3 separate regions of the Homo sapiens genome follow, and all the other regions are linked to region 2. Evidence: chromatin contacts called from ENCODE Hi-C or POLR2A ChIA-PET data. All regions are on one chromosome and are shown on one strand. Each heading gives the region's core, a stretch centred on a gene start or an enhancer-like site at or near the end of the contact. The rest is flanking DNA. Distances are from core to core; before and after follow the strand shown.

What was found. Hi-C counts contacts between places; a loop is a spot of excess contacts on that map. ChIA-PET counts read pairs that join two places held with the same protein, here RNA polymerase II (POLR2A). Pooled maps may share reads with other maps.
Region 1: a map of GM12878 shows a loop between it and region 2 (4-fold over the local background). The contact joins the enhancer-like site here to the promoter of MAP1LC3B2 in region 2. A Hi-C loop is called at or near these places in 1 of 168 maps with a recorded cell type or tissue (GM12878), 1 of 37 single-sample maps with no recorded cell type and 8 of 50 pooled maps. POLR2A ChIA-PET finds 5 or more read pairs at or near these places in 5 of 52 experiments (A549, AG04450, GM10248 and 2 more).
Region 3: a loop to region 2 is called in a map of naive thymus-derived CD4-positive, alpha-beta T cell, with 10 times the contacts of the local background. The contact joins the enhancer-like site here to the promoter of MAP1LC3B2 in region 2. A Hi-C loop is called at or near these places in 3 of 168 maps with a recorded cell type or tissue (B cell, GM12878 and naive thymus-derived CD4-positive, alpha-beta T cell), 35 of 37 single-sample maps with no recorded cell type and 16 of 50 pooled maps. POLR2A ChIA-PET finds 5 or more read pairs at or near these places in 7 of 52 experiments (B cell, CD4-positive, alpha-beta T cell, CD8-positive, alpha-beta T cell and 4 more).

Annotation. Positions count from the first base shown.
Region 1 is chr12:116,696,089-116,700,181 of GRCh38, forward strand. LINC03088 (long intergenic non-protein coding RNA 3088) reads left to right here. Exons shown (of 2, transcript XR_007063473.1): 2 at 1,767-2,091. Among named protein-coding and RNA genes, the nearest start is that of LINC03088, 37 kb to the left of the region's middle. Within about 2 kb of position 1,888, at least 4 of the 41 ENCODE cell types and tissues checked have a DNase peak (open chromatin) inside an H3K27ac peak, as active enhancers do.
Region 2 is chr12:116,556,580-116,560,794 of GRCh38, forward strand. MAP1LC3B2 (microtubule associated protein 1 light chain 3 beta 2) reads left to right here and starts at 2,802. Exons shown (of 2, transcript NM_001085481.3): 1 at 2,802-2,854. RefSeq lists enhancers at 2,297-2,806, 2,646-2,985, 3,206-3,255, 3,296-3,395.
Region 3 is chr12:116,323,033-116,327,141 of GRCh38, forward strand. No RefSeq gene overlaps it. Among named protein-coding and RNA genes, the nearest start is that of MED13L, 47 kb to the left of the region's middle. RefSeq lists enhancers at 995-1,204, 2,264-2,343, 2,414-2,473. Within about 2 kb of position 2,364, at least 6 of the 41 ENCODE cell types and tissues checked have a DNase peak (open chromatin) inside an H3K27ac peak, as active enhancers do; they include B cell, CD8-positive, alpha-beta T cell and GM12878, where a contact is called at or near this core.

The DNA of each region.
Region 1 (4,093 bases), core at 638-3,137, 140 kb after region 2:
AAAGCACATTCTGTAGGCCAGTCTTGCCCCAACTCCATGACCCCATCACCTCCCCTGGTTGTTCAAAAGTACGAAGTTCATGCCTTCAACACAACACATTTATTGAGCACCTACAATGTGCCAAGCTCTAGTTCAAGCCCTGGAGATAGAGCAAGAATCAAACCTAAGTCCCTGCTTTTGCAAAGCTTGCATTCCAGGGAGCAAGACAAGCAAACAACCAAACCGGGAGGATATCAGGATATCAGAGAGTGCCGTGAGGGAAACGAAAGCGGGAGGAATAGAGCAGTGGTTTTCAATCAGGGCGATGTTGCCCCCCAGGGAACATCTCGAAATGTCTAGAGATACTTTTGGTTGTCATCATCTGGGGAGGGAGGTGCTGGAATGTAGGGGCCAGGGGGGCTGCTAAACACCCTTCAACACACAGGGCAGCCCCCGCAACAAAGAATTATCCAGACCTAAATGTCACTGGTGCCCAGGCTGATAACTCCTGGGCTAGGGAAGACAGAGGACTGCTGTTCAAGGCAGGGGTCAGGGAAGGCCTCCGGTGAGGGACACTTGAGCAAGGACCCAGAGCAGATGAAGGATGTCTGTGGACGGAAGGTCTCAGGCAGAGGGGATGGGGTTGGAGGAGGCGCCCTCACTGCAGGTGGGAGCATGCACGCCTCGAGGGAGAGATCTGGGGGTTTCAGCCTAAGTGTGATGGAGCCTGGGGGTCCCAGCAGGGCCAGAGATGCTCTCACTTAAGCTTCCAAAGGGTTCCTTTGGCTGCTGCAAGGAGAACAGCCTAGGAGGAGCCGAGAGGAGCTGGGGACTAGGTGGGAGGATGCTGGGTCACCTAGGCAAGAAATGTAGGGGCTGGAAGGGGAAGAGGAGCCCCAGGGTGGTAAGGTGTGGTCTGGATCAGAATGTGTCATCCAGGACCGGGCGCAATGGCTCACGCCTGTAATCCCAGCACTTTGGGAGGCCAAGGCGGGCGAATCACTTGAGGTCAGGAGATCGAGACCAGCCTGGCCAACATTCTGAAACCCTGTCTCTACTAAAAATACAAAAATTAGCTGGGCGTGGTGGCAGGTGCCTGTAATCCCAGCTGCTCAGGAGGCTGAGGCAGGAGAATCACTTGAACCCGGGAGGTGGAGGGAGCAGGGAGCCGAGATCATGCCACTGCATTCCAGCCTGGATGACAGAGCAAGACTCTGTCTCAAAAAAAAAAAAAAAAAAAAAAAAAAGACTGCGCCATCCAGGCTGTAGCTTCTAGAAGGGATTTGCTGAGGGATTAGTTGAGGGTGCGAGACAGAAATCAAGAGCCACCTTGGAGCTGACTTTCCATGAGGTCCCTGCTCCAGGTGTGTCCTTGACAAAAGGGACTCCAAGCCCTGCTTCTAACCCTAAGCCAGTGGCTCTCAACTAGTGGCGATTGTGCCCCCCAGAGGACACTGGAGACTAGGCCATGTCTGGAGACATTCGGGGTTGTCATAGCTGGGGATGCTGGCTCCTACCGGCATCTAGGGGGTGGAGAGGTCAGGGATGCTGCTGAACGTCCTGCAGTGCCCAGGACAGCCCCCACCACAGTCACCCAGCCCCGAATGTCACTAGTGCCAAGACTGAGGAATCCTGACCCCTGATTCCCCCTAAACCCTGCCACCTCCTCTCACACGGGGCCTGGCCCCACCAACTTAGCGGGGACTTTGTCAGAGGCCAGAGATTCCAAATCAATGCATCTCAGTGGCTAAGGTCCATATTAACTACATCTCACTTGCTTCTGACAGTGACACAGATCAGATGCTGCTGCTGTCGTGGCTGCCACCACAAGAAACAAGAGTGTTGGAGTGCAAATTCATTATCCAGCTGTTAAGAGCGACAGAGCATGCACACATCTCTCCCCGACCGGGTTATCTGAGAGCCAGCCCTGCTGTATGATTGAGTGGCTGCCAGCCTCCTCTTCTCTGTAACCTTGACACGCCAGAGCCGGGCCTCCAGTGCACAGGCTAAAAATCCTAAAGGCAACGGCGGCGGCAACAAATAGATGGGTTAATTTGTTTCATGCCCCCGTTGTCACCAGGCTCTCGCAGAATAAAACCACCACCACCACCACCACAACCTCCATTTGTGGGGTTTAATACCCCAGCTGCTGGGAATCAGATTCAGCCGGAGGAAGAAAATGTGACGTCGATGCAGAGATCCATTTATTCGGTGATGTTTGCTTAAAAACCGGTTTTTCATCTGCAGGTTATTCTTGCACGCTTGGACCTCAAGCAACACAATATCACATTTCCAGGTGGTATCTTTAAGGAAAGCTAATTAAGACTCTTGGCACTTGTAGGATGAAACATTTTACAATTTTCTTCAAAGCAATTTGCCAACATTAGCTAATTAAAACACCCAGCCTTCCATTGAGGGACAATGGGAAGAGCATACAATTGTCATTTCTGAGCATCTGTTGTACGGATAGAAATCCAAATTCCTGTTGCTTCTACTTGGTCAATGTCCTTCTCTGAAGGTGGCCTTTCATGGTTTTTCTGCAACCTGCATTTAGGAGCATTTAGAAGAAGATTCCAGCTTTTCTAGCACTTAGCCTCTAAAATAAAGAACAACACAGGGAAAGGAGTTTGAGCAATTGAGGCTGGTCTGCTAAGCCAGGGGTTGGCAAACTATGGCCCAAGGGCTAAATCCAGCCCTTGACCTTTCTTTAAAGTTTTATTGGAATACAGCCATGCTCATTGGTTTACATATTGTTTCTGGCTACTCTCAAGCTAAAACAGCAGGGTTAAGTGACTGCTAGAGAAAGTATAAGGCCTAGAAAGCTGGAAATATTTTTACTGTCTGGCCCTTTATGAAAACAGTTTGCAGACCTCTGCATTCAGCGGTCTGTTGCATCTGCCTATGATTTTCCCGCTCTGCAGGCCAAACTACCCCATTCCCAGTTGTTGATTGGACAGCTCTTTTCCCATGGTGTCATTACTGTTATTAAGTGTCTAGGCCCCAAATGAAGGTCTCCAAAGAAGTGTCTCTGGTCAGTAGAAAGGATTTTTTTTCTTTAGATAGAGATAGGGCCTCTCTATGTTAACCAGGCTTATCATGAACTCCTGGCCTCAAGCAATCCTCCCATCTCGGCCTCCCGAAGTGCAGGGATTACAGGCATGAGCCACCATGCCCGGCCCATTAGAAAGGTTATTCAAGGAAAGGGAATTTGAATTTAATCTCTCAGTATAGAAGATAATTTGACAATGTCAAAACCCAATAGAGGCCGGGCACAGTGGCTCACACCTGTAATCCCAGCACTTTGGGAGGCTGAGGCGGGTGGATCACCTGAGGTCAGGAGTTCGAGACCAGCCTGGCCAACATGGTGAAACCCCGTCTCTACTAAAAATATAAGAGTTAGCCAGGCGTGGTGACACATGTCTGTAATCCCAGCTACTTGGGAGGCTGAGGCAGGAAAATCACTTGAACCTAGGAGGCAGAGGTTACAGTGAGCCAAGATCGCACCACTGCACTCCAGCCTGGCAACAGAGTGAGACTCCGTCTCAAAACAAAACCCAATAGAATCTTTCTCCCATTTTACTCCGTTTTCCTAAGGATTGCAAGGTCAGCCTTCTGCTGCAGTTCGTCCAAAACATTTCCCCTTCTCCAGCCGCCACCACCCCGTTTGGAGATTCCGTCTTGGGGAATTCATTCCCCTTTTTTGAGTCCTGCCTTCTGGATAGTTCGAGGACCCTTCAGTTCTCCATGGATGGAGCTCATGGTCACCTGGATGCCTACAACTGGGGAATGAGAGGCCAGGGATCAGGGGTGGGGATGTAATTAATTTCATCTGGGTCCTGGGGTGTCTGAAGGCAGGACCAATGTGACTTTTACCTTCAAGGTTGGCGGAGACATTTCTAGATACCCCTTACCTTCTCCCCCATCTTCCTTAGCACATCCTTATCTGAAGGCAAACCTTTATCTGCTGCATTGTTTATGTGAAGTAGCTTGAAGAATCCTCATTCATCCAGGAGAAACTCCTTTCAAAGGGTGCAGGAAAAACCCTGCAGGTGGTACACCCCCAGAGACACCCCCGCAATAAGGCCACTCTGCAAATCGGGGCCTTCAAGAATGA
Region 2 (4,215 bases), core at 1,552-4,051:
ATTACGACAATTTGCTGACTTGTGGCTGTGCCATACCTTGTGGAAGGGGGCGGAGTTAAGGGATTTTCACGGAAATGTTTTCCTTCACCTTGACTTTAGAATCTAGTACCCATATATGCTCACTGCAACTCAAGTCCCACAGGTGAGAAAATGGGGGCCCCAGGGAGTTAGTCACTTGCCTAAGGTCTCAGAGCTCATGAGTGACAAAGAAGAGATTCAAGCCCAATCTACTTTACTAGGAAACCCGCTCCCTTTTTTTCCCCCCTTTTTTCTTTCCCTTCTCTCATTGTTTTGCCTTCCTGTCCACAAGAGGGGTCTAAGGGAAATCAGCGTGCCAGAAGGTAGAGTCTCACCACAGACTCTCCACTACTGCAGGTGGCACTGAGTGTCATCGGCCTGCCTCACAGTTCTGGATGAGGCCACAGGTAAATTCAGATTCCAAAGGTTTATGAAGCTGGTATGACTTAGGACTCTTCTAGCTGCAAGAGACAAAAGCCTAATTCAGACTAGGTCAAACCAAAAAGGAACCATATTGACTCACATAACTAGCAAGTTGAAGGGGTGATGGCTTCAGGCATGGCGGGATCAAGGGGCTCAAATGGTCATCAGCATATGATCTCTCCATTTTTGGTTTCATCTCTGTTAGCTTCATTCTCTGAACAACTCTTCCTTCCATTATACAAAGAGAGCCAATGGCAGCACTGAGTGTAAAACTTGAGCTTTTAGAAATCCAGCAGAAAGATTTCCTCCCTCCTAAGAGATTCATCCAACATTCCTGAAATTCACTCTGATTGTCCCAGCTTGAGTCCCAGGGATGTTTCCAGAAATGAATCACTATGGCCAGGGGCATATGAGACCCCATGATCAGGCCTGGGCCACCTCCTCACTTCCAGAGTTTGAGAGTAAGTTGAGCCCCAAATCTTACGGAAAAAAGAGTGGGAGGAGGAAGAGTAGTATTCTGTGGCCAACCTAGAAAACCACAGAAATTCCTCCCACCTTCTGCTCAGGCCAGTGGGAAACTTGTAAGACAGAGTCCCAGTCCATGTGAGTGGCGAGTGGGGGCATCTTGGGAGGGGCCTTCCAAAGGCAAAGCCAGGCTGGTTTGGTGGAGTCCTTTCCAGAACCCATCTGCTTGTGTAAAGCCTAGCAGAGGCCACCTTCAGCAGCCCTCCCGGATACTGGTTAAAGTGTTGTTATTGTTTGAGACAGGGTCTCACTCTGCCACCCATACTAGAGGGCAGTAGTACAATCTCGGCTCACTGCAACCTCCACCTCCCGGGTTCAAGCGATTCTCCTGCCTCAGCCTCCTGAGTAGCTGGGACTACAGGCATGTGCCACCGTGTCCCGCTAATTTTTGTATTTTTGGTAGAGATGAGGCTTCACCATGTTGGCCAGGCTGGTTTTGAACTCCTGATCTCAAGTAATCCACCCACCCTGGCCTCCCAAAGTACTGGGATTACAGGCATGAGCCACTGCACCCGGACTTAAAGTGGTTTTTAAAAAGTGCCGTGTGAGACTTCCAAATAGTACTCACGGGGAGGGAAATGAAAGGAGAGGATTGGGGAAGAAACACCTTCTATTTTTTTTTTTTTTTTTTTTTTTTAGAGACAGGGTCTTGCTCTGTCACCCAGGCTGCAGCCTGGACCTCTTGGGCTCAAGGGATCCTCCCACCTTAGCCTCCTGTGTAGCTGGGACCACAGGCGTGCACCGCCACACCCAGCTAATTTTTTTTATTTTTTTGCAGAGATGGGGTCTCTCTATGTTGCCCAGGCTGGCCTCAAACTCCTGGGCTCAAGTGATCCTCCCTTCTCGGCCTCCCAAAGTACTGGGATTACAGGGGTGAGCCACCTCACCTGTACAGCTTCTTTGGAGAATGGGCCTGGGCAGGTCAAACAGGGGCCACTCTACACCATCATGGCACAGCAAGAGCTGGGCTATGTAGGTTCAGTATTCTTTGTCATTTAATCCTTGTGACGACCTCGTGTCATCATTGCTGTTTTACAGATAAGGAACTGAGGCTCAGAGAGGTTCAGTGTCACAGCTAGCATTTCACTTACATATCACAGAGCAAAGGCTCTCTTTGTCCAGAGACAACGTGCCTTTAGGTGATAGAGCTAGGACTGGAACCCAAGTCTATCTGACTCAAAGTCCACACAGCTTGTCCCCCATCCCGCAGGGACCTCTCCACGCTAGTGAGCCCCACGAAACCCCCTCAGTGCTTCGTTCCAGTCTTTTACCTTCAAGCCCAGTCAGCGAGTTCTTTATTTCCACAAATGGTGCTATTAAACTAATGGCTTCGGGAGCTATAGGCTGGCCTCGGCACAGTTACACATCTCTCCACCCACCATGTTCTGGCTTCCAAATAAATACATTGGAAATTCCAGGAGCCGAAGCCCATTTGGAAACGTTTCCGGGCCACCATTTTGCTTTGGGATGGGCAAGAAGAGACACCCTAAACTTGAACTCCTGTCTGTGCAGCCTCCAGCCGGCCAGGCGCTAAATAAGGCCACGGCCCGTTTCCTCCTTCAAAAGTCCCTTGTAAAGGGCGATAGCAGACCCCATCAGGCAAAAAGCTGAGAAGCCAGGGTTGAAATAGAGGCCTCTTTCTGTTTGGTCAATCAGCAGCTGCAAAGGATGCGTAGGATGGAGCTAAATTTATTTGTTCCTTTCTTTCTCAGCAACAGCGACGAGGCCCGAGGTGCAGCTGTCTCGCCTCGCCTGTCTTTTGCAGGCACCGGCATGCACAGAAGATGGCTCTCCGGGAGGAAGATTCCTTTCCATTTTGTTCTCTCTCTGCCTCCGCAAGGCTCGCAGCCACCTCTCGGGAGTGCAGGGCCAGATCCTGTGCCAGCGGGTAGGAATATGTAGCTGCCTCCCAGCCCCAGGGTGGAAATCATGACCTTTGAGAAGCAGGCAAGCTGCACGGCATAGATACTCAGGCCTGGTGAAGGCAAAGTGGGGCCACACCCTAGAAAAACCACAAAAGTCCCCACAGCCTCTGCTTTCACTAGTCAGACCTGTGGGAAACTTGTAAGACACAGTCCATGTGATCGGCGGGTGGGGGCATGTTGGGAGGGGCCTTCCGAAGGCCACAGCCAGGCTGGCAGGGCAGAGTCCTTTCCAGAATTTATCTGTTTGCTTAAAGCCCAGCGGAGGGGCCACCTTCAGTCAACCCTCCAGCATACTGGTCCAAGTAGTTTTTTCAAAGTGCTTTGTGAGACTTTCAAAAGGTACCCATGGGGAGGGAAGTGAGAGGAGGAGGAGGGGACGGTGAAGAAACAGCTTCTTTATTTCTAGCCTTGCTTGAATGGCTTCTTGACGGTTACTGCTCCAGTTTTGCTGAGTCAGAAGAATCCCACAGCCGCTCACCGGAAACACAGCTGTTGGGCAAAAATAACCACAGAGCTGAGCATCATGCACCTTCCAGAAAAGATGGCAGAAAACCTCAAAACAAAAGAGAAATACAAAACAATAGGAGACACTGTCAAGAAAAAAAAAACAAAAACAAAAACCACCGCAGCTCACTAACCGATCCAAGCTGGTGGCGCTCTCCTGATCTCTCTCCACTCCCAGGCCCAGCAACGGCTCTGAAATAAAGCTAAGTTTGGCTATATATATATATATATATATATATATATATATATATATATATATATATATATGTATGTATATGTATATATATATATTTAGATAGAGTCTTCCTCTGTCGCCCAGGCTGGAATGCAGTGGCGCGCTCTCGGCTCGCTGCAACCTCTGCCTCCTGGGTTCAAGTGATTCTCCTGCCTCAGCCTTCCGACTAGCTGGGATTACAGGTGCGCCACCACGCCCAGCTAATTTTTGTATTTTTAGTAGAGACGAGGTTTCGCCATGTTGGCCAGGCTGGTCTCGAACTCCTGACCTCAAGTGATCCGCCCACCTCGGCCTCCCAAAGTCTTGGGATTACAGGTGTGAACCATCACATCTGGCCTACTTTTACACTGTAGTGGGTTTAATAGTGTCTCCCCAGTCACACCTCCACCAAAAAAAGAAAAGATATGTCCACAGTCTAATGTGCTGCAGCACCTGTGAATGTGACCTTAATGGAGAAAGGATCTTTGCAGGTGTAAATTAATTTTAGGATCTCAAGATTGAATCATCCTAGACTACCTGGGTGGACCTCAAATCCAATGACAGGTATCCTTATAAAAGGAAGGCAGATCCAGCTTGGGCAACATA
Region 3 (4,109 bases), core at 1,114-3,613, 230 kb before region 2:
AAAAAAAAATCCCTATAGTAATAACACTGGAAATTCAAGGAGGAAAAACAGTAGTCACAGGGTTTTTGATTTGTTTTATTTAGGGGAGTATCTTATATGATTTCAAGAGGAAAATTACATATAAATAAGATCTACATTTTGCTTAAAACTATGGATTCAGACTGTATTAAAAAATACGATTAAACCAAGCATGGTGGCTCACACCTGTAATTCTAGCACTTTGGGAGGCCAAGGTAGGTGAGTCACTTGAGCTCAGAAATTTGAGACCAGCCTGAGCAACACAGCAAAACCCCGTCTCTACAAAAAATACAAAAATTATCTGGGCGTGGTGGTGCGTGCCTGTAGTCCCAGCTACTTGGGAGGTTGAGGTGGGAAGATCGCTTGAACCTGGCAGGTGGAGGTTACAGGGAGCCGAGATTGTGCCACTGCACTCCAGCCTGGGCAACAGAGCTAAAGCCATCCCCCATCTCAAAAAAAAAAAAAAAAAAAAAAGGTGAATTCACTCAATGTATATGTTTCCACACACTCAGTAACTCTGAGGCAAGTTTTCAAACCAAATTGCCATGTAGAAAGCAAAGCCAACTTCTCCCTCTTCTCTTCTAAACCTTTGCGCCAATGAGCAGGCTGAGCTCTCAATTACTCAGGGCAGTTGAGTGAGATTTGGAGCACTGAAAAGGTTTCTGGAAAAGAATACGGTGGTGACAACCTTTCCGTGCTCTTCTACGTATATCCTTCTTTACCTAATAGAGGTTAAAAATCATTTCTATTTTGCATGCTTACCCTGACATCATCTTGTCAGTGACTGCCTGAATGGTTCTGGGCAAATATTGTGACTCCAAGTCTGGGTTCTCTATGTGGGGAGGGGAACGGTGCTGTGATTGACTGGTAATGTCCGCCATGAGGAGGGCCATGGAGAGTGGTGGATGGTCTGTGTATTTGCCATTCCTGGATCCTGGTATAGTCTTCTCTTCTATCATAGCTGTTCTAGTAGAAGGAGAACTTCAAGGAGAAGGTGCTGTGCTTCTGAGGATAATGTGTCTCACTCCATTTCATACAGATACACCAAGTCAGCATTTCAATTCACGAAAGCTCCCAAGACAGATGTGAAACAGAAAGACGCCATTGTGGGAAAATCCCTTCCCTTCTCTGGACATATCTAAATAGGCTGTTATATGTGTGACTCCCTCTCAGGGTAAGTATGGCTAAGACATGCTATGTCCCTTCATTGGGTTACTCTACATTTGACTCTGTCACTGTGACACTATATGCTGCCAAAACATCACATCCCTTCCCTTGGAACAAAAAGGTCTTTTCATAAGACTTATTAAGTCTGAACATTAATCATATTCATCATTATTCAGTCTGCCTGCTGTCCACAATACTTAAATGAAGGGAAATTTTAAAAATAGAAAAAGACAAGTTTAGGAACTTCAAGACAATGATGAGAAAGGAATGATGGGGAAGAAAGCAATGGTGACCAAACCTATATTAAAAAATCTTAAATAAAAAAAATTAACAAATAGACTCTTAACTTTCAATATTAGTCTTTATTTCAAAAATAAGAGGAAGAGTGATTAAAGAGATGAATTCACATTTGAATAGGGTCCAAATGACTTAAGGACTATTTGGATTCAAATATTTCAGTTGGACCAGGAATGATGTTAGAGTTATGTGAGGCATTAGGGGTTGAAGTGAAATGGAAATCTTTCTTTCATTTAAAAGCAATTTTCTTGCTTTTGTGGGCCTTGAGAGTTTTCTAGGCTATGCAGGCCAACGAGCCTCCAACTCCCTTGCCTTGGACTCATGAACTCCCATTTCAGATCCAGCCTGTTAGGAGGAAGTAGAGTTTCTGTTTGTGACAGTTCCTTTTGCAGAAATCATGTGGTGCAAGAGAAGATTGTCCATATAGAGCTGAACAGTTGTTAGTTTTGAATCCAAATTAGAAAGTTTCTGCGCTAGGGCTGGGCATGGTGGCTCACACCTGTAATCCTAGCACTTTGGGAAGCCAAGGTTGGAGGATCACTTGAAGCCAGGAGTTAGAGAGCAGCCTGGGCAACATAGCGAGACTTATCTCTACAAAAATTAAAAAAAAATTAGTGGAGTGTAGTGGCATGTACCTGTAGTCCTAGCCACTTGGGAGGCTAAGACAGGAGGATCTCTTGAGCCCAGGAGTTTGAGACTGCAGTGAGTCATAATATCACACCACTGCACTCCAGCCTGGGCGACAGATGTGAGACCCTTCTCTTAAAAAACAAAACAAAAAACAAACAAACAAGAAAGTTTTGGTACTAGTGATACAGTAGAATCACACCTGATTTTGGTTCTGGCTTCAGAGCCTCTCATGTAAGATGCCACCATGAGAACGATCACTGGTGAACAGGGTGAAACAGAAAGTGCTTTGCTTGGAAAGACAGGAAGCAGGTGGTGAGTTCTTCTCCACCACATTTCAAAAACAGAGTGTATGTAGTAGGCCCCATCAAGCAAGCTTTAACCTCAAACCCATTAGATGTTTATTAAGCACCTACTGTGTGCCAGGCCCTGTGCTAAGGGCTTTTATATATGGCATCTAATTAAACCCCAGGACAAACAGAAACATCCTAGCAGACTCTACCCATCCCTCATTCCTAAGTGTGGCTTGATAGTAAGGCAGAGCTTTTCAACCTTAGCACTACTGGCATTCAGGTTGGATATTTGTTCTTGGGGGCTGTCCTGTACACTGCACGATGTTGAGCAGCATTGCTGGCCTCTACCTACTAGACGCCAACAGCATACCTTGCTCTAGGAATGACAATCAAAATGTCTCAAGACATTGTCAAATGTCCTCCAGGGGACAAAAATTGCCCCTACTTGAGACTCACTTCCTTAGAGACAGAATGGTTGCAATGCCCAGGCAGCTGTAGGTAAACATATCTTTCACTCCCTTCAGTGGTCTGACTCAGTGGTTCTCTAACCTGAATGTGTTATAAACAATATCATATACACCCTACTTTATGGGAAGAGAATTTTCAAGGGTAATTTGACCCCATTCATTTTTGCCTTACGTGCTGACATGACAATCTAACCTCTCTTTTATTGGGGTGTGTGTGTGTGTGTGTGTGTGTGTGTGTGTTTGAGATGGAGTCTCACTCTGTTGCCCAGGCTGGGGTGCAATGGCACCATCTCGGCTTACTGCAACCTCCACTTCCTAGTTTTAAGCAATTCTCATGCCTCAGCCTCCCAAGTAGCTGGGATTACAGGCATATGCCACCATGCCTGGCTAATTTTTGTATTTTTAGTAGAGACAGGCTTTCACCATGTTGGTCAGGATGGTCTTGAACTCCTAACTTCAAGTGATCCACCGGCCTTTGCCTCCCAAAGTGCTGGGATTACAGGCATGAACCACTGCACCCGGCCATAAGCCCTCTTTTAAATTGGACACCACTGGTCTCCCTGAAGAGCTCAGAGCAGTCACAAAGGTCTTTTCAGCACAGAAAAATCTCTCTCCTGCCCAGGCTTCTTCTGCAAGGACAATGGTGATTATTGCCCATATTGAATACTTCCTGTGGTGCCGAGCCACCCTACTGAATCCTTACATTGACACTATCAGGTAGGTGCTATTCCTGCCCATTTTTCAGAGGAGACCCTGAGGCTAATAAATGCTAGAGCCCATTTGATGCCAAGCTGGAGCGCTTTTCAATAGAAAATATGCACAGCATGCACTCAATAATGGTGAACTACAGTTTACTAGTGGAAAACAAATCTGTTTGATTTAATCATGAACAGTCATTCAAAATTATTTTCCTGAACCAAAAAAAAGACTGATTGAACAAAGTTTCAAGATACAAAATCAATGTACAAAAATCAGTATCATTTCTGTACACCAACAACGTCCAAGCTGAGAGCCAAATCATGAACACAATCCCATTCCCAATAGCCACGAAAAGAATAAAATATCTAGGAATACAGCTAACCAGCAAGGTGAAAGATCTCTACCATGAAAATTATAAAACACTGCTTGAAGAAATCAGAGATGACACAAACAAATGGAAAAATATTTCATGCTCAGGGATAATCAATATTGTTAAAATGGTCATACTGCGGCCGGGCATGGTGGCTCATGCCTGTAATCC